2 separate regions of the Homo sapiens genome follow, and region 2 is linked to region 1. Evidence: chromatin loops called from intact Hi-C (ENCODE). Cell type or tissue: IMR-90. All regions are shown on one strand. Each heading gives the region's core, and the rest is flanking DNA. Links, peaks and the distances in the headings are about the cores only.

Region 1 (16,430 bases), core at 5,652-13,651:
TCACATCTTTTCAATAGATTTCTTCTATGTGATTTCAAGTTAGCTTACTGTAATACTGAAGTCCAGATAGGCTAGGGGATGCAATAAACTTTTTGTGGCAATGAAGTAACTCCAATTTCCCATAAGCCACCTGAGGGAGAAAACAAGACAGAGCCTTCCAGACACATAGAAGTACAATGGTGTTTCTTCTGCTGTGCGTGGAGTCAGAGATTGTGCTGGCCATGTGTCTGTATGTGATGTCAGTGGGAACTTTGAATATTTAGGGTGGAGATGCCTAACTTGGATAATCTGACTTTGGATCTATTAGCAGAAGCTGGAAATGCTTATAACTATGACTGAGTCAGAAGGATATGAACCTTGGACTTGTTCTGACAGTTGCCTTTAATTAAATGAGCCTGGCCCTCTTAGATTCTGGCAAGTCAGCTATTCAGAAAGCACTGATCTTTGAAAATCTTGTAACTTTCCCAAGTTTTGTTTTCACTCAGCATCTTGGATTTTGTGTTTTCCATTTACAGATTTATAATCGCTTAGATACAAATTGCTGTGGATTCAGACCTCGCAAGGAAGATGCCTGTGTACAGAATGGATTGAGGCCAAAATGTGATGACCAAGGTTCTGCGGCTCTAGCACACATTATCCAGCGAAAGCATGACCCAAGGCATTTGGTTTTTATAGACAACAAGGGTTTCTTTGACAGGAGTGAAGATAACTTAAACTTCAAATTGTTAGAAGGCATCAAAGAGTAAGTTTTATAGTAACATCTGCAGGACATCACATTTATGTTAGATAAGTAGCAAGGTTCTGAGAAAACTCACATCTTACATCTGATCATTTTAACCCTTGAAAATAATTGTGAATGTGGAATCTGGGAATGGAGACCCAAGAAAGGAAACAAACCCAAGAAGAACAGAACCAGAGTGCAGCCATAGCGCCTCTATCAACAACCAATACCGCCTACAAAGTGCATGCTACATTTCACATTCATGATGTTGCTTGGTTCTCATTGTGAAAATCCATGTGGGTTTTGTTGGAAGAATGCAGGGACCTCTGGCATAGGATTTGGCAGAGCAGGGATAAGCAGGTGGCAGAGGCTCCATTATTAGGCATAAGATAGGACATGGGAAGAACTAATAGATGTGCAAATATTGACATGGCAGAATGTCTAAATTCATAATGAACTCAAGTGACTTTTATGAATGCAGTGGAAAATGACAGCCAATCTGGTAAGTAAGGCATAGTCTCAGAGGAAAGCTGGCTGTAGAATTCAGCAGGTGGATTTTTCAGCATTTTGAAATCCTTCAAGGAGACATAGATTAAGGGGAAAAGTATCTAACACCTGAAAGAGAGGGCTTATGGAGGCTAGTTAGGGAAGAATTATTTATTTACTTAGGGTTGACCAAGAATTCAGGGAAGATCTCAAAGATCTGGGGACATCCGACAAGACTCAGAAAGAATGCTGAGTGGAGAGGGAACCAAAGAAGGAGTTCTGCAATGCAGAAGTTAAAACACAGTGGTTGCTCATGGCACACTTGATCATACATCTATTGGAAATAAAGGAAATTAGACATTTAGTAATGGCAAGAACCCAGCTATAAAGTGTGAGCTGTTCAACCCCAGCAGTGGAAATTGTGGCTAGATTTCAAGCTCCACTGCCTAGTGGGCAGAGCCACTCTCCATACTTCCCATCTTAGTCAGAAATCAGATTGACTAAGAGACTGCGGTAGGGTGGAGACCTAAAAATAGAGGGTTCTTTGGTAAAATAGGTAACCAGCTGTGTGAAGCTAGGTGACTGCTGGAAACCTCATGAGCAAGTCTCAAATTGAGGTTAGAACCCAAGTCTTCCAAATCCAAGTCCAGTATTTTTTTTTTCTGTAATAACTGTGGTGCTAATTCTGTAGTAACTGTGGTGTGCTCTGTTACTATTATTCTTGTTAATAATATTCTGGAGCATATTTCAATCATTCTTCCTAAACACTATTACTTACATGGTGTGGATTTTATGTACTTTAGCATTAAGAGCAATACTGTTGCTATGAGAGTTTTATGAGACATGATTTTATAAGTTTTTGCCGGGTCCTGCCCTGTTGACACTTGTTTCTCACATCTCTTTGTGGATTGAAGGCAGGTTATGTGGCAGGTTCTCTCTTTTAAGCTAAGGAAATTTTATGTATCGGAAAATTTACTTTCCTAAGACATCACTTACTAAGGTGATATCGCAGGGTCTTCTTGAATCCCTAAATTCCCTCTTAGAATTAGGAGTGCCTGAAGAATACAGTCCATCCATTTCATACATTCATGTAAATGTGAATATCTTTATTTCTTCTTTCAAAGAAGATTTACATTTAAATGCATTATGAGGAGTAATGGGTTTGAAGTTAAATCTTCTTTGAAAATATAATTCACACATTGAAAAGCAAAAATGAAGGCTTTTCTAACCCCCAATTTATGCACTGAATATTCCTACTATTATATCAATGTAGTGCAGAGACAGGTAATATTTTTGCTTTCCTTTATGAAAAGGATTAGCCACTAAAGAGATCTAATGGTTTTAACGATTTCATCTCATACATTCTGCCACAGTTAAATTAGTTGAAGGGCTATAGAATTGACAATTCATGGATTATTAACACTTCATAAAGCAAAAATGCTACTTAATACTAGAGCCCCTAAAGTTGAGGCCCTAAACTATATAGTAATGTCTTCAGGGAACTCAGAGCATCTTATAAACATTCTTTCATTCCGCACTTCCTCACACACATTAAGCAAGTCCGGCGCCGTGGCCTTTGTTCTTTCTGCAGCATCAGAACTGCTGGAGCACCTGATCCTTGGCTTTCGGGCACCCTCTGTGCCATCTCCATTGTGCTCCATTGAAATTTGGAAGAGGTGCTTAGAAGGCCTGAAATTTCTGGCAAAGTGTACTCTTTAAGCAAGTATATATGTTCTTACTATAGTTTTTGAGGTATAACTGAGTTTATTAGAAATGTACTCTTAAAACAATATTTTTACTGTGCTTTTATCAGCATTTTAGTGAAAGTTGAGAAATGTCAAATTGGGGATTTAGCAAAATATTACTTATGTTTTTGATCTAGAAATTTTGCTAAGTCCTTCAGATAATGTATATGCTGGACTCCTGGCTTTCTAAACGAAGAAAAGCAAGCACAATGCATTCTTTTAAGGTAATTCAGCAAAGACCCCTCTAAATTGGTCTTAGGTTTTCCAGAGAGACTTTCATTGTGGAACTAAAACTTTTCTCTGAAACTTGAGTTTTGCTGAATTTATTTGAAAACATCTTAACACTCTAGCTAAATAAAATGATCCTAAATCCTCAGAGCTCCAGGAGTATAATATGACTCAGAGACAATTCTTTCTTTAATTTGATGTTTTTGAATGAATCTTATCTCATTTTAGTACACACATTTTTTATTATTTCACATAAATTCAGTTGTGTAACTTCTATTCAGGCAGAATACTTTATTGAAGTTGTCATTATCAATTTGTCTCTCATATTTTCTTGCATAAAATCCCACCTTGACACATCTGAGGATACTGTTCTACTTGACAGATTAAAGGGGTTTCCACAGGTGAAATGAGCCTAAGACTAAGAAAAGTATTTCTGCCAATCTAATAGAATCCTTTCCAATTCCATGCCTTTGTTTGAGTGTACGGAATGACCTTAAGTAAGAAGTCTGTCATGTTCTGAATGGTGTAGAATATTCAGTTCACTGGAAACACTTTCTTCTAGTATATTATTATTAAGAGAAGTGTCATCTTGGCAGTAACAAAAATGTTTTGGTTCTCAAAGATACCATTTGTTAGTGTGATTTATGACAGATTAATGAAAGGCAGGACAGTTGGGTAAGGAGTACTATTCCCAAGCAATTACTAAGATTGAAATATCATTTTATCTTTTCAGGTTTCCAGCTTCTGCAGTTTCTGTTTTGAAGAGCCAGCACTTACGGCAGAAACTTCTTCAGTCTCTGTTTCTTGATAAAGTGTATTGGGAAAGTCAAGGAGGTAGACAAGGAATTGAAAAGCTTATCGATGTAATAGAACACAGAGCCAAAATTCTTATCACCTATATCAATGCACACGGGGTCAAAGTATTACCTATGAATGAATGACAAAAGAATCTTCTGGCTAGGGTGTTAGATATATTTATGCATTTTTGGTTTTGTTTTTAAATCAAGCACATCAACCTCAAGCCCGTTTAGCAATGAGGCAGTGTAGATGAATACGTAAAATAAATGACTTTAACCAAGTAGCTATAATGGGACTTAGCACTGTATGCATACTTAAAAAGGTTTTGAAAAACAAACTACTTGAGAAATATTTGTTTATATTTTTCTCTAACATCATGCTATGTGTCAGTCTGAACATCTGACAACAGAAATTTCAGTTATTATTCTAGCTAAGTTTTGAAAACATTTGTCATGCTGTTTAATAGAAAACTGCAAACCAGAGACACTGACTCCATTAATAAACCATATTTTGTGCCGTTTTGACTGTTCTGACCAAATACTAATGGGAACAATTCTTGACGTTTTTCTGTTGCTGATTGTTAACATAGAGCAGTCTCTACACTACCCTGAGGCAACTCTACATTGGAACACTGAGGCTTACAGCCTGCAAGAGCATCAGAGCTGACCATACATTTAAACAGAAATGCTGGTTTATTTGCAAAATCACCAGTATATTTTCTATTGTGTCTATAAAAAATCAGTCATTTAAGTACAAGAATCATATTTTCCATTCCTTTTTAGAAATTTATTTTGTTGTCCCTATGGAAATCATTCACATCTGACAATTTATATGTTAAAGAGTTTTACTCTCTCTATTTTGGTCCAATTTGTATCTAGTGGCTGAGAAATTAAATAATTCTAAAGTATGAAGTTACCTATCTGAAAATGTACTTACAGAGTATCATTTTAAAATGGATGTCTCTTTAAAAATTTTGTTACTTTTACCAACAATGTAATATAATTTATGTATATTTTATTAATAATAGTGAATTCCTTAAAATTTGTTCTATGTACTTATATTTAATTTGATTTAATGGTTACTGCCCAGATATTGAGAATTGGTTCAAATATTGAGTGTGTTTCAATATATTATCTGGCTTATTTCAACATGAGTAATATGAGCAAAATAAGTTAAAACCTGCGTCTGATCAATTTTCCTCATGACTAGAACTAAAACAGTAAATTTGGACAATATTAAGCCTCAAATAATCATCTCCAAACTCCTTCTAACACTTTTTAAATCAGATTGGAAGACATGGACAAATCAGGTTCATGTGTTGCATCTTTATGTCCTTTGCCAATATCCAAGATCATCACATATGGTAGATATTCACATGGAGTTTCAAATTCAGAATAGATTACCATTACCTTCCTGCCCTTACACATCCTACTCCTTATTTAAAAGTTCTATTTGTGACTTTTCATTTCCTGAAAGTTTAAAAATACAATTTGAGAATGTTTATAATACATTCTCTCCTGTCTTTTCACGGTTACGTCTGTTATTGCTGAAATACACCACATTTTCTTTGTTCTGGTCAAGGTTAACTCAATATCTGTGTGAAAGAGAACTACTAACAACGTTACAATAGAGGCTAGATTTGAAAAAAAAAATCTATAGATCTAATTGATACAATTGTAGAACAAAATGTCAAAATAATGTTTTAAGTATAAGAGAAGATGGACCAAGGAGAGAGAGATCATTTGAAAATCTAATTGTAGCTTTTCTAGGCTCACATTCATGTACTACTTTTAGCACCCTTATGGGCTGTGCTCGCCCCCTGGACAGTTGAGCTTTGGATTATCTTCCTCTTCAATTTTCCCTCTATTGACCCGAGTGTCTCCCTCTGCTTCTACAGATTTATAGTACTCCTTGGCTCTTTTGAGTCTCCACTTTTACTCACTGTCTCTGGGATTTTTAAGATCCTTTTCTTCTCTTATAAATCATCCTCTTAATGAAAATTAGCCTAACAAAAGTTTGGAGACTGGAATCCTACTTTGAGCCACTGACTTGAAATAACTCTTTTGGCAAGTTGCCTGACATCCTGTCTTACCAAGGTGGCATATTTGCATTTTTACTGCTTAAAACATTTTTTTTTTTTTACCATCTTTATCCAAATTTATCATATTGATGGTAGGACTAACAGGCTTTTTAGAAGCTGGCTTTAACTTTGAGTCTCAAGCTACAATGCTGTTGGGCAGCCTGGTCTTCCCACGTGAGGGTTTAACTTTGTTTATTTGCCTCCAGTTATTCCAAAATGCTTATTAAATGAAAGTCCCAGGAACATGTTTATTTTAGTCACCTTTGCTTTTTAACAATTTTGTTTTGTAATCAATGAGTAATTCATGATGAATTATTTTTGACTAATGGATAGCCGAAGGCCAGGCTTTTAATTCTAATAGGTAATGTTCTTCTTTTGTCTTATTGAAACAATGAGAATACTCTGTGCATTTCAAATGCACTCCGATTATGCTGTGGTTTTATTCACATAAGCACAATATGTGTTTTATTTATAACTTCATAACAAACTTATAATATAATAATTTACCTTAGCAGACATGCAAAAGCTTATTCTTGTGTGACTTACTTTCTTTAAGCTAATAATATAAAAATAAATATGTATCTTAAAAATCTATAATAAAACATTAGAAATTAAAGATATGTGCTTTTTATTTTGCAGATGAGTTCATTTGCTTTTGTAGATGTGTTTTCAGAGCTAGGTACAGAGGAATGTTTGCTACCTTTAGCGGTGAAAAAAGAAAGAGAGTCAAGAATTTTGTTGGATTGTGTTTGTGTGTGCATATATTTGATATCATCATTATATTTGTAATCTTTGGACTTGTAATCATAGCCTGTTTATTCTACTGTGCCATTAAATATACTTTACCTTATACATAACGAATAAAATACCTAGAAGTAGATTTATTTACACACTGTCTTATGAAATTCTTATGTTTATGTCAGCACAGAACAAGCACACATTTAGAGCATTCATCTGAAAATTATATGGAAATTGAACATGGGTCAAATAAAGATGATAAAGACCTTTTTTAAAAAATTAAGTATCATAAACAATAATCAAGAACTTTCATGCATGAAAGATAACTAGAATTGACTTGTCAGATAAAGATGATAAAAATTGACACTTGGGACTACTAGAGGGGGACAAGTGTTGAAAAACTAACTCTTGGGTATTATGCTCAGCACCTAGGTGATAGGATCATTCATATCCCAAACCTCAGCATCACGCAGTATGCCCAGGCAAGAACCCAGCACATTTACCCCCTGAATCTAAAATAAATGTTGAAAAGGAAGAAAAAAAGAAAGAATTGACTTGTCAGAAAAATTATATGAAACGTGGAAATAGCCAGAAGAGAGTTTTGTGTGTTTTTTCAGTGCAATGCTGGGATTAATTTTCTATTACATAGGCTACTTAACAATGCAGGAGGGGAGAGACTTGTAGACTTTTGTTCCATAGAGATACAAATAATTTCCTTCTGGTGGAAGAGATAACCTTAATAATTGGGCATTAACCAGTTTTAAATCTAGTCCAACAATCTTATCCTAATATTGCCTATAAACATTTAGCTTTTGAAATACTCTTTTAAATGGTTTTTACCATCTCACCGGTTCCATCATTAATTGATTATTTGAATAAAATCTTTATATTCATTTAACATTTTCATACGAATCAGTTTTTTATCTTTTGAAAATTTTGCTTTAATAAACATTTGACCACAGAGCCATATAATTTTATTTCCTTGAGAGTCATGATTTTACATTTTGGAAAATTTTACTTTAATAAACTTTCAAAATACAACTTATACAATTTTTTTTTTTTTTGAGACGAAGTCTTGCTCTGTCACCCAGGCTGGAGTGCATGGCAAGATCTCAGCTCATTGCAGCCTCTGCCTTCTGGGTTCAAGGGATTTTCCTGCCTCAGCCTCCTGAGTAGCTGGGATTATAGGCGCCTGCCACCATACCCTGCTAGTTTTTGTATTTTTAGCAGAGATGGGGTTTCACCATGTTGGCCAGGCTGGTCTGGTACTCCTGACCTCAGGTGATCTGCCTGCCTTGGCCTCCCAAAGTGCTGGAATTACAGGCATGAGCCACAGCACTTGGCTAACACAATTTTATAATAAAATGGGACCATGAAGTCAGCATCTTGTCCAACAACTTCATCCTCCCGATGGAGAAACTGAGGCTTAGTGAGGCAAAGTGACTTGCCCCAGTCTATACAAACTGTTGACCTAGAATCTTCAATGTTGAAATTGACTTAGAAAGTTGGAAAGCCAAGATATTCTCAGAGATTTATTATCTACCAAGATAAAATAAGAAATCTCAACTTTATAAACCTTGAAGGTTTTACAGGCATATTCATATGTAGTAATAATTTTAGGGCACTGTTTTATGAACATTTGGAGAGCAGAATAAACAAGAAAGCTACTTATATTATGAAACTTTTGATGATTACATTGCACAGTTGATCGAGAATTTACTATGTGTTATGCTCTGTTAAACAATGCAGATACATGAATTAATAAGTAAATTTTTAACATGTTAACCATCAATCAAGACCTGTAATTGGGCTTTAAGTTATATCTTCAGTAGCAAAAACGTAGGAAAACAATTCTTTTGAGAAGTGTCCAGAAATGAACTCTTATTAGACTAGAGAGGGGATTTGGTACTCACAGTAAGAGTTTGCCTATCTATAGTTTATTGTCAATGATTGCTGCTTGAAATGATAGTTCAGAGTCACATTGTGGCTAAATGATCTAATCACCTCAATATGTTCTGCAGACATCATCATGTTCCAGTGTCGTGTTACAATAATAGATTAACACTGTTTTGCAACCTAATGAATATACTGATTTATCAGAAATGCATTAATTTATGTTCTGTGTTGTACCAGTGGTATTTAGCCTTTTATGAGATCTGGATCTCTTTGAGAAGCTGATTAAAAGTTCAGCTGTCCATACAGTTCTGTATATAGTTTCATGGGGCTCTCAGATCTGCAGATACCCATTTATGGAGCTCTTCCCTCCCAGGTCTGTGGTCTCCCAGCTTAAGAAAGCTTGCTTTCCAGTGTATTTAAGAAGATGGGAAATTATATTATTTGCATTCAGAAGATCTTCACCTAATATATTTTAAAAGCCTTGTTTTTATGCAAAGGTGAAAACTTAGGTTTTGGTAAAGAATATTTAATGAGATACTTTATTCAACCAATGAAAGTTGAGAGACAGTTTACTTTACCAATTCTTAAACATTTTCAGCCCATACCATCAATTCCAAATTCACTACCATTTACTTAATCAACTACAGAAACAAACCTTCGAGTTTATTTTCACTTCAACCTTTAATTTATTAAAAATTACCAGTTACCTGTTTTATTTGCTGTGAAATACAAAAGATCTCAGATAGTCCCTTTTAAAATTGTGTTTTGCACAGAAACAAAAAACCAAACACTGCATGTTCTCACTCATAAGTGGGAGTTGAACAATGAGAACACATGGACACAGGGAGGGGAACATCACACACCGGGGTCTGTTGGGGGGTGGTCTGTTGGGGGGTGGTCTGGAGCTAGGGGAGGGATAGCATTAGGAGAAATACCTAATGTAGATGACGGGTTGATGGGTGCAGCAAACCACCATGGCACGTGTATACCTATGTAACAAACCTGCACGTTCTGCACATGTATCCCAGAACTTAAAGTATAATAAAAAAATTGTGTTTTGGAGTATGGGAGAAATATAGTCAATGTTGAATGATTTACTGCCAGTGGTTTTCTGGGCATCACCATAATGCTCCTGCTTTTTATTAAACAATTTCCTAAACAAATGAATGAATTTTTCCTAAAGGAATTATTTCCTTGACATTTATGCAAAGAACTGTAACCATTTCTTACTGTTATTTTGGCCTGTTAGAGGAGTTTGAAGTGTCTATGCTCCTGTCATCTTTTGCCCCACTTCCAATTTACACACAGCTGTCTTATGTCAAAATATGACATCTTCACCGATTTTTAAGCTCTGTAGTCCTCCGGGATAGGGCTTTGCTGTAAGAAAGGTCTGACTAAGAAGGGTTGCTGGCAGACTGTTTTGCAACCTAAAAATGCACATGGTAAGCCAATGAAGTCACAGGATTCCTTTCTTAAAACGGCATTGCATGTGGTTAAATTTGTTCAACATTTTTTTTCATCTTAGAAAGGTACCATTTTATCCTCATGACTCCAAAGTGTATTTAGTTTGTTGATAAAAATATGCACAGTCATGTGTATATTAAGAAATCTGTGTCTTCTTTTAAGAAAGTTATCTGTATTTTGTAAGAGTACTTGTCAAGATTTCTAAAGCTTTTGAGACAAAGAGCTAACAAATAAAAAAAAAACTCTTGTCAGTGGCTTTAATCATTGCTGCAGAATAGCCAGCTGTGCTATATTTCGAAAGGCAAACTGGACTGCAGAGAGTGGGACAAGTCACTGAATAAGACTGAAACAGCTGCGATTCTGCAAGAAGTGCCGACAGTTTCTTTAGCTTCAGGACACCAGACGCTATTTGGTTTATAAAGTACCCTATGTTATTGGCTCTGCTTCTGTTTAGAAGAACAAGATATTTTGTTCTGTACACTCATTTCAGGCTCTCAAGAGTATTAAAAAACCCCATCATTCTCAGCAAACTAACACAAGAACAGAAAACCAAACACCACATGTTCTCACTCATAAGTGGGAGTTGAACAATGAGAACACATGGACACAGGGAGGGGAACATCACACACCAGGGCCTGTGGAGGGGTTGGGGCTAGGGGAGGGATAGCATTAGGAGAAATACCTAATGTAGATGACGGGTTGATGGGTGCAGCAAACCCATGGCACGTGTATAACAAACCTGCACGTTCTGCACATGTATCCCACAACTTAAAGTATAATAAAAAGGAAAGAAAAGAAAAAAGAAACAACTATGATCCAGATATTCCCTCTAACTTTCTGAGAATACATTATTATTAAACTTGCAAGATTCAGTTCTTTTGAAAGAGAATGAGCAAATAATCTGTAGCTCCTCCTAGGAGGGAGTCAATTTTCTTCTCTTTTAATCAGGTAACAAATGACAGTTATGACTTTCCCAGGAGTTTTGGTGGCTATTATGGCAATGCTATTTGCTGTTCTTATTGAGTATTGCTGTTAGTATTCCTTTGTTGCTTGTGATACCAAAAGTTTTATCTCAGACAGAAAGAATATGTTATGTTTAGAGAGGAGGGATGTGGCAGCATCCAGAGAAGCAAATTCCTAATTAAGGACAAATTTCTAATTAAAACCTGACTTTAGCCTGGGTTTTCTTTTTATTTATTTTATTATACTTTAAGTTTTAGGGTACATGTGCACAACGTGCAGGTTAGTTACATATGTATACATGCGCCATGTTGTTGTGCTGCACCCAGTAACTCGTCATTTAGCATTAGGTATATCTCCAAATGCCATCCCTCCCCACTCCCCCTGCCCCACAACAGGCCCCAGTGTGTGATGTTCCCCTTCCTGTGTCCATGTGTTCTCATTGTTCAATTCCCACCTATGAGTGAGAACATGTGGTGTTTGGTTTTTTGACCTTGCGATAGTTTGCTGAGAATGATGGTTTCCAGCTTCATCCATGTCCCTACAAAGGACGTGAACTCATCATTTTTTATGGCTGCATAGTATTCCATGGTATATATTGCCACATTTTCTTAATCCAGTCTATCATTGTTGGACATTTGACTTGGTTCCAAGTCTTTGCTATTGTGAATAGTGCTGCAATAAACATACGTGTGCATGTGTCTTTATAGCAGCATGATTTATAATCCTTTCAGTATATACCCAGTAATGGGATGGCTGGGTCAAATGGTATTTCTACTTCTAGATCCCTGAGGAATCGCCATACTGACTTCCACAAGGGTTGAACTAGTTTACAGTACCACCAACAGTGTAAAAATGTTCCTATTTCTCCACATCCTCTCCAGCACCTGTTGTTTCCTGACTTTTTAATGATCGCCATTCTAACTGCTGTGAGATGGTATCTCATTGTGGTTTTGATTTGCGTTTCTCTGATGGCCAGTGATGATGAGCATTTTTTCATGTGTCTTTTGGCTGCATAAATTGATAGACCGCTAGCAAGACTAATAAAGAAGAAAAGAGAGAAGAATCAAATAGATGCAATAAAAATGATAAAGGGGATATCACCACCGATCCCACAGAAATACAAACTACCATCAGAGAATACTATAAACACCTCTACGCAAATAAACTAGAAAATCTAGAAGAAATGGATAAATTCCTCGACACATACACCCCCCCAAGACTAAACCAGGAAGAAGTTGAATCTCTGAATAGACCAATAACAGGCTCTGAAATTGAGGCAATAATTAATAGCTTACCAACCAAAAAAAGTCCAGGACCAGATGGATTCACAGCCGAATTCTACCAGAGGTACAAAGAGGAGCTGGTACCATTCCTTCTGATACTATTTCAATCAATAGAAAAAGAGGGAATCCTCCCTAACTCATTTTATGAGGTCAGCATCATCCTGATACCAAAGCCTGGCAGAGACACACACACACATAAAAGAGAATTTTAGACCAATATCCCTGATGAACATCGATGCAAAAATCCTCAATAAAATACTGGCAAACCAAATCCAGCAGCACATCAAAAAACTTATCCACCATGATCAAGTGGGCTTAATCCCTGGGATGCAAGCCTGGTTCAACATATGCAAATCAATCAACGTAATCCAGCATATAAACAGAATCAATGACAAAAACCACATGATTATCTCCATAGATGCAGAAAAGGCCTTTGACAAAATTCAACAACCCTTCATGCTAAAAACTCTCAATAAATTAGGTATTGATGGGACGTATCTCAAAATAATAAGAGCTATCTGTGACAAACCCACAGCCAATATCATACTGAATGGGCAAAAACTGGAAGCATTCCCTTTGAAAACTGGTACAAGACAGGGATGCCCTCTCTCACCACTCCTATTCAACATAGTGTTGGAAGTTCTGGCTAGCCTGGGTTTTCTAAATCCCAGAACTGGGGACCTTTTGAGTCAGATAATTCTTTGTCACGGGTAGCTGACCTGTGGATTGCAAGATGTTCAGTAGCATCCCTGGACTCTACCCATTAGATGCCAGTAGCAGCCCCTATAGGTGTGACAGCAAAGAATTCTCTAGACATTGCACAATGTCTCTGGGAGGCACAATCATTTCCCAGTTGAGAACCACTGCTTTAGCCCATTGATAGTCCTTTATAAAGGGTAACACTTTCACCATTTTTTGGTTTTCTCACATTTCATTTATGAAGATTTTCTCTGTCAAATTCCTTGTATTGTAATTTATGGCCACATTGTATGACATTGGTAATAGCCCTAGGAGGTCTGATGGTTTGGAACAAAGGATGCTTGAGCAAAGCCACATGAGAGTCAGAAGGAAGAAGCATCTTGAGCTCTGAAATAAAATGTAGAGGTGAAGAATAAATCTGGGAGCATATAATAAATTAAGTATCAGGGTGAAAATTTTAAAATGGGTTGTTGTTGCAGATAAGAGTGCTTGCAAATCTGTGTTTTCCATCCTGTGTCCCAGGACTCAGTATCTGTATTCTTTAAGAAGATAACCTGGACTGTAAAGAAGCTGATTCCCCTCAGGAACCTTGTGGGAGCCTCCTCTGAAAGAGGAACAAAGAAATGGAAAGTAGGTTTTTCCCTACCAGCAATAGAGGAGAAAGAATAGCAAAATGCACTAGAGTGGAATTGTTTTAGCCATGATATAGTCAGCCACCATGGAGCAGTGCAGTCACAGTGTCAGTCAGGGTAGGTTAAGTAAAGCTATGGTAACAAAATGCCATTAAATCTCAGTGGCTTAAAACACAAAGGGAGATTTCTCATAGCACATGTCCATCACAGATTGGCAGGAGAGTTTTACTCTTTGTAGAATTTTATTCTATTTTATTAAAATGGTAGCCTTTTTTCTTTTTATTGATGCATAATACTTTTCCATATTGATGTACATGTGATATTTTGATACATACATACAATGTAATGTATTTGTAATGAATAAATCAGGGTTATTAAGATATCCATGACCTCAAACATTTCTTCTTCACCTAAACAATTTATTTCAGAGCCCAAGATATTTCTTCCTCCTGAGCTTCACGTGGCTTTCTCAAAGCTCCCTTTTCCCAGAAACCCGGGCTGATGGAACAGCCTGAATGCTTCCATCTCTGTGCCTGAGCGGGACAAAGTTCTGAAGGGCCTTTCACTTCCACACACAACTCACTGGACAAAAGTAGCCGGAAAAGGAAAGACACTAGAAATATCTGGTGAATAATGTTAACTGCAGTGTATGGTGAAAGCTACACGTGGCACCTCTCATTATATCTGAGACAGCACAACTTAAACTTATTATTGTTTTTCCAATAACCTTTTACTTTTGGGAACCTTCCACCCCAGTCCACCCTAATCTCACGTCTGCCCTGGATTCCAGGCCATAGTGAATAGGTCCTGTGATGTACATATGACTTAAGCTGGGCAAATCACAATCTTCTTTTTCAGCTCTGTTTCATGTCATAATTCATTGGTTCAAAATTGAACACCTGACCTAAGTGGGCCAATCTGAATACTTCCCTCAGAATTTTATTTTATTATAATGGTGAAATTTTTTCTTTTTAAAAATTGATACATAATAATTGTGCATATTTATGAGGTATGTATGATATTTTGATATATACACACAATGTGTAATGATCAAATCAGAGTTATTAAGATATGCATGGCTGGAAACATTTATCATTCCTTTGTGTTGGAAACATTTTAAATCTTCTCTCTAGCTATTTTGAAATATGTAATAAATTAAAAGTGTATTGATAAATATAGTCACCTTACCCTGCTATCAAACATTAGAACTTACACCTTCTATCTAACTGTATGTTTGTACTCATTAGCCAACCTCTCTTCATCCCTCCCATTCCCCACCCCCGCCATATACTTCCCAGTGCTCTGGTAATCATTATTCTACTCTCTACCTCCATGAAATAACTTTTAAGTCCTGCATATGGTGAGAACATGTGATATTGTCTTTCTGTGCCTGGCTTATTTCACTTAACATTATAACCTATAAGTCCCTTAGAATATTAGAACTGAAAATGAGGAAAAGAAACCAGGACCAAAGACTAAAGTAATAATGTATAATCTTCCAGTGATTTTAGCCATGATTTCTTCTATGTGAGCTGGAGAAACTTAATTGTAGGTAGAGAAAGAGAGAAGAAATATGGAAACAGATACCCAAGGAAGATCTGATGTGAAAGGAATCTTGTGGCTTTTGATTTCTTTGTTAGTTGCTTTAAAGTTTCCTCCTAGTTCTTGGTTTCTGTGAAATGACTGAGTATCCTTTTATAATTCACCTTTTAGCTAATGCTTAATCTAAATGGATCATTCTTCTGATACTTACAATGAACAGAAAATCTATAATTTATTTCTAAAGAAATTTCTTTGTTTATTCATCAATTTTAGAAAGTATATCATTATTCTTCCTATGACAGATTAAAAAGTTTGTGCTCTTAGATTTTTCCCCTACTTCCTCCATTCACAAATTAACTTTTAAAAAATTTACCATCATTCTTACATTGTTACTATCCTTAATATTTACCTTCTGTTTCCTACTCTGTCACAGGTGCATTAGTTCTATATTTGAATGGATTTCATGCCCACCATCAATTACAACTTCTTCCTTCCTGATGTTTTTATTTTATTTCATTCATTTCATTTTTGACTGGCTTCATTATCAAGCAATTTTTACATACCTACTCATAAGTTCCATCTTCACTGAGCTTTGTTCATTTGTGAATCTCACTCTGTTATGTTTATGTATGTAAACAATGATCTGGCTGATATAAAATCTGGAGTTCTTATTTTTTCCCTTGAAAGTCTGTAGACATATTCTAGCACTGTCATCTGACATTGAACATTGTGATAAGATTTCTGAGGCAACTCTGTTTTTTTTCCCTCTAACTTTTAGGTGATTTGCTTTCCAATTTTAAGGCTCATTGAATTCTTTCTTGATTTTTTTTCTTTTTTTTTTGGATTTATTTTTCCTTCATATATTCTTTGAGGAATACGTTCTCAGGACTCATCTTAAAGTTGGTCATTCTGTATTGTATTTTCCTGAAACAAAATATGCTATCGACATATTTACATTTTACTTTATTTTAGGAAGATTTTACAATATATATTTGAACATATTTTTGGTTTTGTTTGTTCTATTTTCAGGTTAAGAAAAACTTATGATGTGTGTATGGAATCTGCTTTCAAATCAATTTTATTTTCCTTCTTTGCTTCCTTTTCTTTATTTTTTCTTTATTATATGTACTATTTCCTCAAGTGTTTTCTTTATAT
Region 2 (16,430 bases), core at 5,275-13,274, 100 kb after region 1:
CCCTCCTCCACAATCCTCAATTTTTTGGAATAGTTTCAGTAGGTATGGTACCAGCTTTTCTTTGTACATCTGGTAGAACTCAGCTGTGAATCCATCTGGTTCTGGCTTTGTTTTTTTTGTTTGTTTGTTTTTTGGTTTTGGTTGGTAGGCTATTTATTACTGCCTCAATTTCAGAGCTCTTTATTGTTCTGTTCAGGAATTCAATTTCTTCCTGGTTCAGTCTTTGGAGGGTGTATGTGTCCAGGAATTTATTCATTTCTTCTAGATTCTCTAGCTTATGTGCATAGAGGTGGTCATAATATTCTACAATGGTTGTTTGTATTTCTGTGGGGTCAGTGGTAATATGCCCTTTGTCATTTCTGATTGTGTTTATTTGAATATTCTCTCTTTTCTTCTTTATTAGTCTAGCTAATGGTGTATCTATTTTATTAATGTTTTAAAAAAAATCAGGTACTGGATTTGTTAATCTTTTGAATGGTTTTCATGTCTTAGTCTCCATCAATTCCATTCTGATTTTGGTTATTTCTTGTCTTCTGTTAGCTTTGGGATTTGTTTGCTCTTGGTTCTCTAGTTCTTTTAGTTGTATTGTTAGGTTGTTAACTTGAGATCTTTCTGTCTTTCTGATGTGAGCATTTGTGCTACAAATATCCCTCTTAACACTGACTTAGCTGTGTCCCACAGATTCTGGTATGCTGTATCTTTGTTATCATTAGTTTCAGGTAACTTCTTGATTTCTGCCTTAATTTCCTTATTTACCCGAAAGTAATTCAGAAGCAGGTCATTCAATTTCCATGTAACTGTATGGTTTTCAGTGAATTTCTTAGTCTTGATTTCAAATTTGATTGCACTGTGGTCTGAGAGACTGTTTTTATAATTTCAGTTCTTTTGCATTGACTGAGGAGTGTTTTACTTCCAAGTATGTGATTGATTTTAGAGCATAGCCCATGTGGCTGTGCAAATAATATGTGTTCTGTTGTTTTTGGGTGGAAAGTCCTGTAGATGTCTATCAGGTCAATTTGATCCACTGTTGAGTTCAGGTCCTGAATATCTTTGTTAATTTTCTGTTTCAATAATCTGTCTAACATTGTCAGTGGTGTATTAAAATCTACCACTATTATTGTGTGGGAGATTAAGTCTCTTTGAAAGTCTCTAACAACTTCTTTTATAAATCTGGGTGCTCCTGTATTGGGTTCATATGCATTTAGAAGAGTTAGATCTTGTTGAATTGAATGCTTTGCCATTATGTAATGCCCTTCTTTGTCTTTTTTGATCTCTGTTGGTTTAAAGTCTGTTTTGTCAAAAACTAGAATTATAACCCCTGCTTTTTTCTGTTTTGCATTTGTTTGGTAGATTTTCCTCCAAGACTATGTGTGTGATTATATGTGAGATGGGTCTCTTGAAGACAGCAGACCCATGGGTCTTGGTTCTTTATCCAGTTTGCCACTCTGTGCCTTTTAATTAGGACATTTAGCCCATTTACATTCAAGGTTAGTATTGCTATGTGTGGATTTCATCCTGTCATCATGATGTTAGCTGGTTATTTTGCAGACTTGTTTATGTGGTTGCTTTATAGTGTCACTGGTCTGTGTGCTTCAGTGTGTTTTTGTAGTGGCTGGTAACAATTTTTCCTTTCCATATTTAGTGCTTTCTTCTGGAGCTCTTGTAAGGCAGATCTGTGGTAAAAAATCTGTTTCACTTATAAAGCTTAGCTTGGCCAGATATGAAATTCTTGGTTGGAATTTATTTTCTTTAAGAATGTCGCATATTAGCCCCCAATCTCTTCTGGCTTGTAGGGTTTATGCTGAGAGGTCCACGTTAGAATGTTAGGCTTCCTTTTGTAGGTGACCTGACCTTTCTTTCCAACTGCCTTTAAATTTTTTTCTTTCATTTCAGCTCAGGGGAAGTTGCAGTATGGGGAGGGTACATGTGGGCTGGTGCATGGCCAAAGGGACTGCCTTGCTAAGGCTGTCCACCATTTAGGCACTGTCTGCCAGCACAGAAGCTGTGCTGTGGATCCCAAAGGCACCTGAGACTGCTCCGTAAACAGGCATGGCCAGGCTGGGGTTCTGGGAGAGGTCAGCAGACCAAGGGGTGCTTAGGTTGGACCAGCCCTGTTTGACATGCAAGACCACTGGGCAGAGGGCAGGTCTGATGGTTCCCCTAGAGCTAAAGTCTTTTATGGGAGTAAGTTGAGCCTAGAAGAACAGCCGTCTCTGGTAAGGCTCTGCTACACACACTCCTGAACCAAACCCTCTGGGTTCCATATCATCTGGCTTGCTGCTCCACCACTTTGCTTGTCCCCTGGTGGCTCCACCTCAGAGAGATGTGGGTCAGCAATTGCTCAGTGCAGTCAGCCCAGGAAGAAGGGTCTGTGTTGTGGGCCCAAGACTGGGGTTCCCTGTATTGTGATGAGCAGTGGGGGATGTGTGCAACCTGTGGAAGATGGACTGGCCTCCTCTCCTTGGGATGACTACAGCTTGTTGAAGGTGTGGATAAGGCATTTAGAGTCTTCGTTCCTTCATTAGTCTGAGAGTAGCAAGGACAGTTCCACTGCAGAGACAGTGGCAGAGAGGCTTTCAGTTGCCCCTGGAGGCTCTGTCCAGGGAGTTGCTGAGTTGGCTTAATAGACCTGGCAGGGGGTGACTAGAGGCCCAGGCTTGGAGAACCTTCCTGGTGCGGAGATATGTGAATGGGCATCCACTTAACAGTTTGGCCACGTTTTTGTAGGGCTGCTGTGATATGCTGGGGGGGTCTACTCCAGTCTGTATTTGCCTCGAATTTTCCAGTACCTAGAGGTATCACCAGTGAAGGCTGTGACACGGCAAAGATGGCAGCCCACCCCTCCCTCTGTGAGCTCCATCCCAGGGAGATACAGACCTGTTGCTGGCCTGAATGCACCTGTAGGAGGTGGCTGGAGACCATGGTTGGGAGGTCTTACCCAGTGAGGAGAAATAAGGTTGGCGAAACACTTTAAAAAGCAGTCTGGCCATGTTTTTCTAGAGCAGCTTTGCTGTGCTGGGGGTCTGCATCAGCCCTCAGTTGCCTTGGACACTCCAAAGCCTGAAGGCTGGAATGGCTAAGTTGCCCAAACAGCAAAGATATTGGCCCACCCCTCCTGCTGGGAGCTCAGTCCCAGGGAAGTTTGAAACCTCTGTCAGCTGGAGAACACCAGCAAAGGTAGCTGGAGACCCTGGCTGGGAGGCTCCATCTGGTGATCAGGGATAGGTTTGGGGACCTGCTTAAAAAAGTAGTCTGGGTACGTTTTTACAGGGCAGCTGTGCTGTGCTGGGGTACCACTTCCACCACTGGTCAGGGCTCCTCAAAGCCTGAAGGTTGGTACAGCTAAGTGGCCCAAAGAGCAAAAATGCCAGCCTGCCCCTCCCTCTGGGAGCTCCATCCCAGGAAGCTTTCAAAACTCTGTCAGCTGGAGAATTCTGGTGAGGTTGGCTGGAGGGCCTGGTTGGGAGGTCCCACCCAGTGAGGAGGAATGGGATTAGGGATCTTCTTTAAAAAAAGAGTCTGGCCACATTTTTGCAGAGCAGCTGTGTTGGGGGATCCCTTCTGTCCCTGGTTGGCTTGGACTCTTTAAAGCCCAAAGGCTGGAATGACTAAGTGGCCCAAACGCAAAGATGGTGGCCTGCCCTTCCCCTTGGGAGCTGTCTCTGGGAGGTGAAATTTTGCTACTGGCTGCTGACTGGAGTTCCAAGCCAGTAGGCCTTATACTGTGAGGTGCTGTGGAAGTGGGGCCTACAGACTCTTGCTGCTTGGCCCCCTGGATTCAGCCCATTTCCTAGGGGTATGTACAGGGGTCTAACCTCCCACTTTGCCCGAGTTGCAGCTGCTTTTGCTGGGAAGCCTGGAAAGCCCTAGTATCTCAGGCTCCTGGGTCTGTGTGTGTGCCTGAGCAGCTGCTCTGCCGAAACTCCACATAGCTGTGTGTGTCAGACTGAAGGCCCTGGTGAAGTGGGCTCATGAGAGGATCTCCTGATCTGAGAGTTGCAAAGATCTGTAGGAGAAGCATGGATTCCCAGGGTCACACATTCACTCATCACTTCCCTGAGTGGAGGATGGTTTCCCTGGCTTCATGTGGCTCCTGGGCGAACTGTCATCCTGCCTTACTTTTCTCCATTCTCTGTGGGTTGAGTTGTTTCCTTGATTATTACCAATGTGAGTACCTGGATGTTTTGGTGGAAGGTGCTATATTTACTTGCCCCTTCTGTTCCTCTTCATGAGAGCCACACACACTAGCTGCATCTAGTTGGCCATCTTGGCCACTTCCCCAATTTTTGAAACTATAAATTAAAAGGGTAATGAGAAAATTAAATGAGATATTTTCTTATTTTTATTGCCACATTATTGTCTTTTTTTTTGCTACAGTCTAGCAAAAAATATACTTGTAACATATTTGTGTCAGATTACACTTTCCAAAGATAGTCATAGCCGTATCTCCCATCTCACATGATATTTTTACAATACATCTTTTATATTCCAATTGAAAGATAATATTTATATCCCATACTCATGAGACAAAGAAGGTATCTGGGCTGTTGGACTATCAAAGTTTGGCAAAAGTGGTGTTGGATGATTTCCAAGGCTAGGTCATAATAGGAGACTCAGCTTCTACCTTGATCACTGAAACATGCAGTCTGGAGTCCTGAGCTGCAATGTGACTAATACTACTGCCTTGAGGCCATCATGCTGTGAGGAGTGTAAACTGTCCTAATGTGAAGAGGTCACATGGAAAAGCTATGAGACTATATGAAGAGAGGGATGGTTGGTCATCTCTACTCTCCCCCGTCCACATCTTCACCTGCAATCTGTCACTTCATGAGAGACCCTGAGACACATCTGCCTAGCCAAGCTATTTATGCATTCCCAACAGATCAAAATCATGAGAAATAATAACACTATTTAGTTTTATAGTATTAAGTTCTTGGAGATTTGTTTTACAACACTAGTAACTGATAAGATTATTTGTCTAGCCTTTCTCAAGTTTATTTTTTAAAAAGTTTCTTTAATACATGGAAAGATTACTTTTATTGTCCTAAGAATGAGATATATAATTTCAAGAGCTGACATTATTTTCCTACTCATATTTATTGCTTGAAATTGTTTTCTTTGATCTGGGAGGGTTATAATTTTCACTTCTTTTTCTCTTCCTTACTTCTATCTCTTTTGGGAGAAATGAATTTGAATTTCATAAATGAAAGTGACAGCAAGAGGATGATGCATTACTTACTGATTCAGTACAGTTATTAGAATCAACAGCATCTTCCTTCAGCATAAGCTTATTGAAATTACCTTTATATTATGCATAATGTGTATTTAATGTATTTTAGAAATCTATCATTTGGAGATAATCGTGGTTTTCTGTTTATTCTCTACTTCTGTAAATCTCATTATTTTGATCTGCTTTTCATACGCACGCGGTTGATTCTTCACATATTTTGCAGCATAATTCTCTTCTTTAGTGTGTTCAATGGCTTGTATCATTTACACCAATATAGTTCTTCATATAGTTCTTATTTGCAATCTTGTATTTTGTGATAAAATTTCTTGAAACACCTGATTTCAGTGGTTATTGAGCTGAATTGATGATGGTGACAATGGTAATAATAATGTGAGTCTTTCCCTTTCTCATTCTCTTCTTCTTCTCTGATCTTTTTTAAGGATATCCATTTACTTATTTTCAAATTTTGTTCTGTGCTAAAGGGGTTATTTACAGTTAAAATACCTTTATGCTCTTTTGATATTGTGAAATCCAGTCTTTATTGTAAGTTAGCCTTAGGAAATGTGCATCATCAAGGAACAAATGAAAAGCAGTTTTTCTAGTTTCCTTCTCAGATATCCCTTGAGTCCTTATAAAAGTGGTTTCAAGACAGGTTTGTGAAATGGTTGAATTTGCCTTCAGTGTTCCTAGAGTTCATGCACTTTCTCATTGTCCTATTCCAGATATCTGCTCTTCTCTCCAACCTTCCCAGGTCTCAGGAGTCACATGTGCCCTTTCCTAAGACCATAGAAAAGCTTATTCTCAAATTGTTGTTCACACAGAAGTATGAATTACTATTAATGACATACATTTAGCCATTTCAGAAACTCATTCTTTTCTTTTTATTTGTATAAATTTAAGTGGTACACCTGCAATTTTGTTATGTGGATATATTGAGGAGTGGTGAAGTCTTGGCCCTTACTGTATCCATTGCCAGAATAATGTTTTTTGTACCCATTAAGTAATTTCTTGTCAGCACCTTTTCTGAGTCTCCAGTGTTTATTATTCCACACTCTACATCCATGTGTACACATTATTTAGCTTCCAGTTATAGGTGAGAACGTATGGTATTTGATTTTCTGTTTCTGAGTTGTTTCACTTAAGATAATGAATGGCCTTCAGTTCCATTCATGATGCTGCACAAGATATGATTTCATACATTTTTATAGCTAAATAGTATTTCATTGTGTATATATACCACATTTTCTTTAATCCAATCATCTGTTGATGGACACTGAGGTTGGCACTAGATTTGCTATTGTAAATAGTGTCGTGATAAACGTATGAGTACAGGTGTGTTTTTGATGTAATGATTTCCTTTCCTTTGAGTAAGATACCCAGTAGTGGGACTGCTGGATCAAGTGGTAGATCTATTTTTAGCTATTTGAGAAATCCCCCTACTGTTTTCCATAGAGGTTGTACTAATTTATATTCCCATTTACAGTATATAAGTATTCCTTTTTCTCCACATCTTCCTTTTTCTCCACATCTTTGCCAACATCTGTTATTTCTTCACTTTTTAATAATTGCCATTGTGACTGGTGTGACATGATATCTCATTGCAGTTTCAGTTTATATTCCTCTGATGCTTAGTGATGTTGAACATTTTTTATATGTTTGTTAGCCATTAATAATAAATTCTCTTTAATGGTAATAAAGCTAAAGAAATGAATACCCCATTGCATATTTGCCAGTAGCTGAGGAAAGTTTTCGAAAGTGACCTCAGTTTTTTTTAATTGCCCTGAAACAATGCTTATAGGTGATCCCTGGATCAAAGAATTAGTTCATTTCAAACTCATGTTTATTAATTTCCTGACACTTATGTATAAGATCATTTTTGCTCAGATGTGGGTCTAAATCGGTTTGTTCATATCTGGATAAAAGGGAGAAGGTATTTGATATCTTCAAACTGTTGTTTTTCAATCTATGAGATTTTCTTAAATACAGAAAATACTCTTAATGAAAGCCATGGTGTAAAATACAGTTTAAATATTCAGTGGTTTTCTTATGTCTTCTCTATGAAAGCAGGAAATTAGAGTTAGTAAGTAGGATGAAAAGAATGCGTTTCTTACACTGCACATAAATTAGATCATTTTATTTGTAGCCACCTCATCCCTGGGAATCCCATGCAGAAGGCAAGTCTTAAACAATACACCATTTCCAGAGGGTTGGAGAGAATGTAATTTACACCGTGAAATCCATTCTCTCTTCTTAAGAATTTTATTCCTTGAGTATTGTTTCATCTAGGTGCTGAATATATGTGAATTTTAAGATTTATGATCTGGTTCAATGTTGCTGGAATCATAATGGCTGTGATTCTACTTTGCTGACCACTTGAAAGCCAGACATAAGTTGATGGAGATAGAAATTCGGTCATCTTTATACCTATGTTAGAATTATCAATTCTTCCACAATACTACCGAGGTTAACAGTATGTTTTTTACATTTGATTTCAACACACACGTAAAAACAGCAACTGATAATTAGGTGTTTTTGTTGTTGTTGTTTTGTTTTGTTTTTTGATACAAAGTCTCGCTCTGTCAACTAGGCTGGAGGGCAGTGGCACGATCTCGGCTCACTGCAGCCCTGCTTCCTGGGTTCAAGTGATTCTCCTGCCTCAGCCTCCCAGGTGGCTGGGATTACAGGTGTGTGCCATCATGCCTGGCTAATTTTTGTATTTTTTAGTAGAGACGGGGTTTCCCTATGTTGGCCAGGCTGGTCTCAAACTCCTGACCTTGGGTGATCTGCCCGCCTTGGCCTCCCACAGTGCTGGGATTACAGGCATGAGCCAATGCGCCCAACCATACTGATCATTAGGTGTTTATTGGTAGAATACATCTCCTTGTTTATTACATGAAGCATGTGGGCACTCCAACAAGTCGCAGCATTTGGTATAATATATAAACAATAAGTAATTGTTAAATAAATAAATGCCTGGGATTGAATCTTCTTTCTACCATTCTTAGTTGTATGATGTTTCTCTTCGTTTCCTCATCTGTACAAACGGTGCTGATAGTAACAGTTTCTACCCATTAGAATGGATTAAACATGATAATACAGGTAAAGCACTTAAGAAGGTGCCAATGCATGTTAATAGTAAGCCCTGCCTTTAGTCACCCACCTCTCACCAACATGTCCAAAGATAGCTCCTACACTCTTGGCCACACCACCAGACTCTAACTAGAGCCGTGATTGACCTTCTTAACCTTGATTGACTTTGTATAGGAAAACTTAGGGGGCTTTCAAAAAATACTGACATCTAGGTTCCCACTCCTAGTGAGTTTGATTTAATTGGGTTAGGGTTTGACCTGAGCATAGAGATTTATAAAGGCTCCGCAGGTAATCCTAAAGTGCAGCTAAAGCTGAAGAAAAACTGGACTGGATGTGATCAACAGGGCTTGTCTACCTCTAAATCTTATAGCTTTTCCTCAGAGTATCTAGAAATCAGCAATAATATATCAAAATCACTCCTCTTAGATTTACAACTCTTTTTACGCTAGATGAAATCCAGATAGGTTATATCTTTATAATGTTAACATATTTTTAGTTCTGGATTAATGCCTCTTTGGCCCAGGGTGTGTGAGTTGTTAAATTCGTTCCTATCATTTTAGTGTTATCTTTGTGAGGAATGAACATACTGATTAATATTACATTTTACAAAGTGGCATATTTTCAAAGCTTCTTTGTAGAGACTACTGCTTTGACTTAATATCAAGGAATAGAATGGCTAACGTTCTCTGAATAGGCATTTGTTTTGCTGTAAGAATTCCTTAAGCATGATGTCGGCGACTGACAAGATGAAAAATGGTTCTGTGATTCATTTCCAGCCTCAGGCTTATAGAACCACTTAAATATTTTGAGATGTCCTCCTACATCCTGAAATTGTACTAAATCAGAACTGAAAGGATCTCAACAGTCTGAGATTGATCCAAGGGTTAAAATATCATACTCTATTTCTTTTCCATAATACAGTAATGCTATGAAAATAAAGTTTACAAAGAAAGATTAAATATGATTAACAGGCAAATTTGAGCTTGAAACTTACTATCATATTCTGTTATAATTTGTCTGAACAAGTTAAAAAAATGTTACATGCCCCTCACATACTCCTAATCATCAGATGCTCCTAATGAAACAACATATAAATGGATTCTTGAAAGCATTCACAATTCCAGACCATTTTGAGCCAGTCATTAAAATCTTTTGTTCTCTTAATGCCTTGTAAAGTTATTCTCAAGCAATGTTCCAGCTGACTATGACTCATAGTCAGGGGACCAGGCCAATGGAACTTAGCATGAAGTGCTTTATGTGGTATAAAGAGGCTTCTACTGTATTTCAATGTATGGACTTTGAAAGTAACACACAGTAAAGCCAGATGGTAAACACATGTTGACCCCATTCAGAAAACACAGTCCTAAGATTCAACATAAGCTCTGCATCAAGAAAGAATGCAAGGTTGTTAAAGAATAACAGACTCTCACTGAAATAGATAAACAATAGTATAAGGGCCTATAAAAATAATTCAACTGAAATACTTCCTTGTTGGTTTTAGCAAAAAGAGAGTATCCTTGATATTTTCAGATGACTGACTATATTCATGTATCAGATTTCATTTTTAGACACAGCATCTTGACTGTAATAGTTATTATAGATTTATTCATTCCACGTATATATAGAGAGTGTCTACCGTGTGTCAGGTATTGTGATAGGAGTTGAGACTTAGTGAACAAGATTAGCATCAAACTTATTAGGAGCACTGGAGAAGCACCCAGAGGAAATGATTATATAAGATTATTATTTATATAGTTATCATGCTCATATGAAGTCCACCAAAATCTAGAATAATACGACACATATAGAACTTAATATGTGTGAGATTCTGTTCTAAATGTTTACACATAATAACTCATTTAATCTTGCAACAATCTGTGAAGTGGTTTCTACTACTATCCCACTGTAATGTGTAAGGAAAATGAAACAAAGAGGGGTTAAGTAACTTGCCTAGGATGACCCTGCTAGTAATGTCAGAGCTGGAGTTCCCTGCTTTCCAGGTAGCCTGGTGTCTGTTTTACATTTTGAGCTACATCATGAGCTAGTGATACAATTACTTGACACTAATTATACTTTACAATAAAGCATATTAATTCGAGTAATTTTAATACAGTAATCCTTTGATGTTTATTACTTGAAGGAACAGTACAGGTTAAGACAGAATAGCAAGAAAACTTGAATGATAATAAAGAGATACAAGGGAGAAAGTGTTACTTTATGTATTATGCCCTAACATTTAAAATATTTTTAGTAACCTTAATTTCATTTTTTAAATATAAAAATAATTAACACTCATAGTAGGAAATATAGAAAAGTGAAAAACCACCATACACTATCTCATTTTCAAGATGAGAATATTTTATTACTATTCTTTTTCTATATGTAAGATTCATAGAATTATAATATAGTGATTAAAATAAAATTGTATGCTACTTATTGCATACATTAGTATAATATAAACATATCTCACAGTAAAATAGTTATTTCTAAACCTTATTTTCAAAAGTAGCTCCCCATCCCATCTTTTTAGGAAAAGAGGATTATCTTTCACATTATTCCTTGATACCAAAGTTATCCAGAGTCTGATATTTATCTAAGCCAGCCTGGTGGTTTGGGAGTTCTTTAACATGTGCAGAATGATGGTCTGGAAAAACCTAAGTTATTGTTCAACAGCTGAATAAACTATCAATATCAAGAGAGCAGTGCAAATCTCTCTAAATAATTCTTTTAAAGAGGAAGCCATCTCAATGGAAATGGGTGAATATTTGTCCTTTGTAATATTATGATGCGAATTTCCAATTACTGAACCCAATGTCAGCTCCTGAACAAGTGAGATAAATGCCTTAGCTCATAGGTACTTTTGACTCCCAAGACATGTCACTCTAAAACCTCATGTTCATTTATTTCACCAACATTTAATACCACAGCACATGATTTATTTGGTATGATTCCAGTGCATTGGCAGGGAAAATAAATAATAGTTCTCTGCATATAATTATCTAGGAGACTAGGTCTTTGACAGGGGAATTACCCATTTAAAGATGGATGGCAAATGCTGCTAGTCATTGGAGAATGTCTGAAAGCCTTTTCTTGTTCCGAAATGAGTCTTTAAAGAAGGCATCTGTAGAACAAATGATTATAGAGGTCACATAGTTCAAATGACAAATTCTGCTAACAAAGCAAGGCTCCTGTGTATTACTGGGCACTTTTGCTTCTTAGGTCATGGAAAGAGAAAAATAAAGAGATAGCTAGGGAAGGAAAAGCAATTGTTCCAAAAACCACCACTATCACCAGCACCACCACCAATGATAACAATAAAATCACCAAAACAATTGCAACAAAAAGTAGATAAAGTTGAAGAGAGAGAGCAAAAGAGCAAAAAGGGAAGTGAAATGCAGAAAAAAGTACATATGGTAAGAATTATGGAGAAATTCTGCCAGTGGTACTAACTGAATAAACTGTCGAATTGATCTAATATATGGTTCAGAGGGCTGACAGCTGAATTTCAGGTATCTTCATTAGCAACTGTGCACCTTTAAAATGCGGCATATCTTTATTTTCCTGTCTTGAAATAAAACAATAGAATATCAAGAAACTCTATTTACCTATAAGGCCCTAATTAGAATGAAATGATGGGTATTAGATAATGTTCTAGACATGATTTCAAATATAAAGACCCATTATTTTTATTTATTTTATGATGAACATATTTTTGTGATATTCTCTGATCTAATTTCCATCCTTTATATCTCTGTATGATTGGTATATTTATCATAAATTTAAAAAACAGAGCTGTTTACCAATATCAAGTGAAAAGTCTCATAATAGTGAACAATTACTAACTGATTACAATACTAACCCAAGAGGTCAATGTGAACTTTCTCATATAATTCTCATAAATTTATTTGAGTTATGTGGCATTGTTATACTTTTTTTACAGCTGGGGAAACTGAGTAACGAAGCAGTTAAGTAACTTGCTCAATAGAGGAGCCATGACTTATAACCCAGGCAGTCTGATTCTGGAAGCTGTGCTCTTAACCACGACACGAAGTAAAATAAAAGTGAAAGAAAAAAAAAGCCAGGAATAAATGAGGTTTCTTCAGGCATACTTTATGATTTTTACTTAATATTTTCAACATTGATTTAACTAATATTTACCAAGCACCTTTTAGATTCGTCGTACCATGCTGCACTGTATTATTGTGATTGATGAATGATATGTGTGGTGCCTGCCACATGGAATATATAATCGAGAGAGATAATGAAATATAAATAATTTGTCAATTTTTCATTTATTGCAAACACAGATCTGGGTGTTCTGGGGCCATTTTAATTTTTACAATATAATTATTACTAAAGGTTAAATAGCTTAGAATATATATGTATACATATACATATGTTAGTACATATACACAATATATGTACATATACAATATATACATATATTGTGTATATGTTAGTACATATACACAATATATGTACATATACAATATATACATATATTGTGTATATGTTAGTACATATACACAATATATGTACATATACAATATATACATATACGCAATATATGTACATATACAATATATACATATATTGGGTTTGTGAGTCTTCCATTCTAATGTTAACTTTCCTAAAAATGTTGACTGTGTTATTAGGCAAGTTGTAACTACTTTTTACATCAAGCATCCCATTCACCAAATGATGCTAATGCCTACTACAAATGCAGGAAAAAATGATGACATAATTTTTGGGTAGAGTTCTCAGCTCTGTGGTAGGGCAAGAAAAACAAAAACCTTCATTGTCCACCTTGAATAATTACTATACAGTGGAGACTAATCCTTGATCTCAAGTTAATAACGGGAAGCTATCTGAAGGTGCTTGCTTTGAAAGATTACAGGCTTAAGCAGATATAGGGGGATCATAAATAGCAGACATATTGTGAAATAAAATTTTACTCCAGGAGTACTAAGAATGTTTTTATAAGGATGTTGAAATAATGGGTTGAAACCATGGAGACTGAGTTAGGCATTGGATGAGCTGTTTCCACATTGTGCCAGAGGTGAAAAGATGAAGGTGAAGAGGGAAGCTATTGAGCTGTGAGAAGGTTATAAGTAAACTAAAAAGTGGACTGAAGGATAGAGTAACTGTTTCTGGAAGGAGTTGCCTAAGCCAAAAACCTTTTCCTGGCATACCCGTAGAACATCTTGTTTTTATGCTGAAAAGAGAGTCCACATTAATGTAGTTTAGTTGTGTTTGCATCCTTGTGATTTTCTGAAGCTCATAATAAGTGTGCTAGGAATAGCTTAATTGTTGTAGTTTACATCATAAAGTAATTACCACCATCATGGTGGTCAGTAGAGATCTTCTAAGGATAAAATATGTGCTAGTGTTTTTTTCACTTTGCATCATTTTTTCTTTCTTTTGGCTATGATTTCTTGGGAATAATACAGAGACAACAAATGATGTCTTAAATTCATAGTTCTTACTCTTCTGCCAACTTTTTTTTCATATAACTATCCCCTGGTTGGAATAGGATTTTCTACCTTTGCAATATGTGTATTAAAAACCGAATTTGTGGCCGGGTGCAGTGGCTCATGCCTGTAATCCCAGCACTTTGGGAGGCTGAGGCAGGCAGATCACTTGAAGTCAGGAATTCGAGACCAGCCTGGTCAACATGGTGAAACCCCGTCTGTAATAAAAATACAAAAATTGGCCGGGCATGGTGTCATGTGCCTGTAATCCCAACTACTTGGGAAGCTGAGGCAGGAGAATAACTTGTAACTGGGAGGTGGAGGTTGCAGTGAGCTGAGATGGTGCCACTACACTCCAGCCTGGGTGACAAGAGTGAGACTCTGTCTCAAACACAAACAAACAGACAAACAAATAAATGGAATTTGTAATTGTCCAAAACATACAAACAAACAAATAAATGGAATTTGTAATTGTCCACAACAAAAATTGATGGTAGAGAATATAACCAGTTGTTATCTACTTGTAAATAGATGGTTACTTTTTTGTTCGTTCATAACATAGAAATAATGATATTATTAAAAATATCTCTTTTTTTTACTGGATATGGGCAAAGTAGTAGTCATGTATATCAGTGTGTGAGTCATGGGCAGATAGCATCAGCATTACCCACAAACCAGCCTTTTTCCAGCCCTACTGAATTAGAAACTGTTGGTAGAGTTCAGGAATAGATGGTTTAACTAGTTTCTCAGGTGGTCTTTATGAAAACGAAAGTTTGAAAAGTCCTAGTTCATGTCACTTTCATTCACATTCTCTTGGCCAGAACCCAATCATCTGACCCTAATTTCATGCAAGGCTGTGAGAGAAGCCAGTTTCCAGAGCAACTCTACCCTTCGGTACACAGAAATACCCAACTCGACCTAGTGTTTGGCAAACAACTAGCTATCTCTAGCTAGCATTAATCTTTCAGAAGAAAAGTTATGTCACAAGAAAATAAGTTTTAGAAGGTACTGGAAATGTTGTTTAATCAATAGTCAACCCAATTTTATTTATTTGTATTGCTTTATATTTAAAATATAGTGCTAATTCTCTTTTATATTTGTGGCACTTTGAAAAAAATTCAACTAAAAGCCTTGATAGAAAAAAAAGTTTCAATGAAAAGGATGTGTTCTGAGCAGAGCCAAATTTCTATTTATTTCTGCCAATTGCTAACCAAGTGGCATTGGGAAAGTTGAACCTGTTTTAAGAAATTCAAAGTAAAATAAAAGCTTTAACATTGAGGATACTTGAGGTTTGACAGTTTTATGTTTTCTAAGTTAATATTTTGGGATTATAATTAAATCCAATGATTAAATGAATATGTATTTGATTATTTTATGCTTTGCAAAGGTAGTTACTGGGGATTAAAACTTAGTCTAGTGATAGGAGAACTAGATATGTAAATAAATAAAAACAGTACATATGTGATTTTATTGTCTTTTATAAGTTTCATATGTTTCAGCTTTAAAAGCAAATCTATTAAAATAGTTAATTCACAATTTAGGACTATTTCTAGTGGTATTATGAGACAGACCATGCAGAGTTTTATTTTTTTATTTTTTTATTTTTGAGACAGTCTTGCTCTGTCACCCAGGCTGGAGTGCAGTGGCATAATCTTGGCTCACTGCAACCTCCTCATCCTGGGTTCAAGCAATTCTTCTGCCTCAGCCTCCCAAGTAACTTGGGATTACAGGCATATGCCACCACACCTGGCTAATTTTCGTTTTTTTTTTAGTAGTGATGGAGTTTCACCGTGTTGGCCAGGCTCGTCTCGAACTCCTGACCTCGAGTGATGTGCCTGCTTTGGCCTCCCAAAGTGCTGTGATTACAGGCATGAGCCATTGCACCTGGTCCCATATAGCATTTATTAATTATATGTTTTAAGTTTTTCCTCATTACTGTATAAACAATAACTATTACTGTATTCTCAGTTCCTGGAACTGTATATACTTAGTAGAATAGCATGCACTATATATTTGTTAAATTAATGAAACAAAATATTAAACCCCATGGTTTAGTTATGACTCAGAGTATCTTCCTTACCATTCCCTAGTACATTGTGGCCAACAATTTTCATGCCTTATGTATCTATCAAGCAATGTGATCTATGATAATCACCAGTGCAACTAAAGAAAAATAAAAAGAGCTTAGTGTTGTTATCTCTGAAAAATGAGTCAAGTGGTCACTCTGGTCTATGTGGATTTTTAAAGCTTTGTGCTGGTAATAAAGAAGTCCAATTTGTAAAGGAGAAAAAAACACATAGCAAAAGGAGAAGACTTCTGTTTGAGCTTGTGAATAGGCAAGAGAAATAAAATAGATTTAAATAGGAAAATTATATAGCTCTTCAATTAAAACAATAAAAGATGTTAGAGTGTCTTTTAAAAGAAATAAATGCTTAGGATAAATTCAGGTTTTTAATTGTTGTTTTTATTGTCACTTATCATTAACTTCCTTGTCAACCCAACCCCAGTGGCACTTTCTAGAGATCTTTGGTTTATTTCTTAGGAGTGGGCTGTCTTCTTTCTCTGTTTCAAAGCAACTGCTGTCTATTTCCTCTCCTAGGCTCTAAAAATGAATCACAAAATGTGTCATTTGTTCAAAG

The links. A loop is a pair of places that touch in the nucleus more often than their neighbours do. Peaks named below come from ENCODE experiments on the same cell type or tissue, not always from the same donor. Only the 100,000 strongest peaks of a DNase experiment are listed, where the experiment ranks them.
Region 2: a loop joins it to region 1, with 6 times the contacts of the local background. A loop is called at or near these places in 2 of 110 quality-filtered maps.

The regions. Positions count from the first base shown.
Region 1 is chr4:158,115,098-158,131,527 of GRCh38, reverse strand. It overlaps GASK1B (golgi associated kinase 1B), which reads left to right. Exons shown (of 5, transcript NM_001128424.2): 4 at 516-742; 5 at 3,914-7,054. The coding sequence ends at 4,121. Among named protein-coding and RNA genes, the nearest start is that of GASK1B-AS1, 47 kb to the left of the region's middle. In IMR-90, for the core only: no CTCF peak of the experiment used is centred there; a DNase peak (open chromatin) is centred at 10,127; H3K27ac peaks cover 2,675 bases.
Region 2 is chr4:158,013,565-158,029,994 of GRCh38, reverse strand. The region is part of intron 1 of LOC105377509 (a long non-coding RNA gene); the gene reads left to right. Among named protein-coding and RNA genes, the nearest start is that of GASK1B-AS1, 150 kb to the left of the region's middle. RefSeq lists a silencer at 14,122-14,278. In IMR-90, for the core only: no CTCF peak of the experiment used is centred there; DNase peaks (open chromatin) are centred at 9,054 and 9,554; H3K27ac peaks cover 2,227 bases.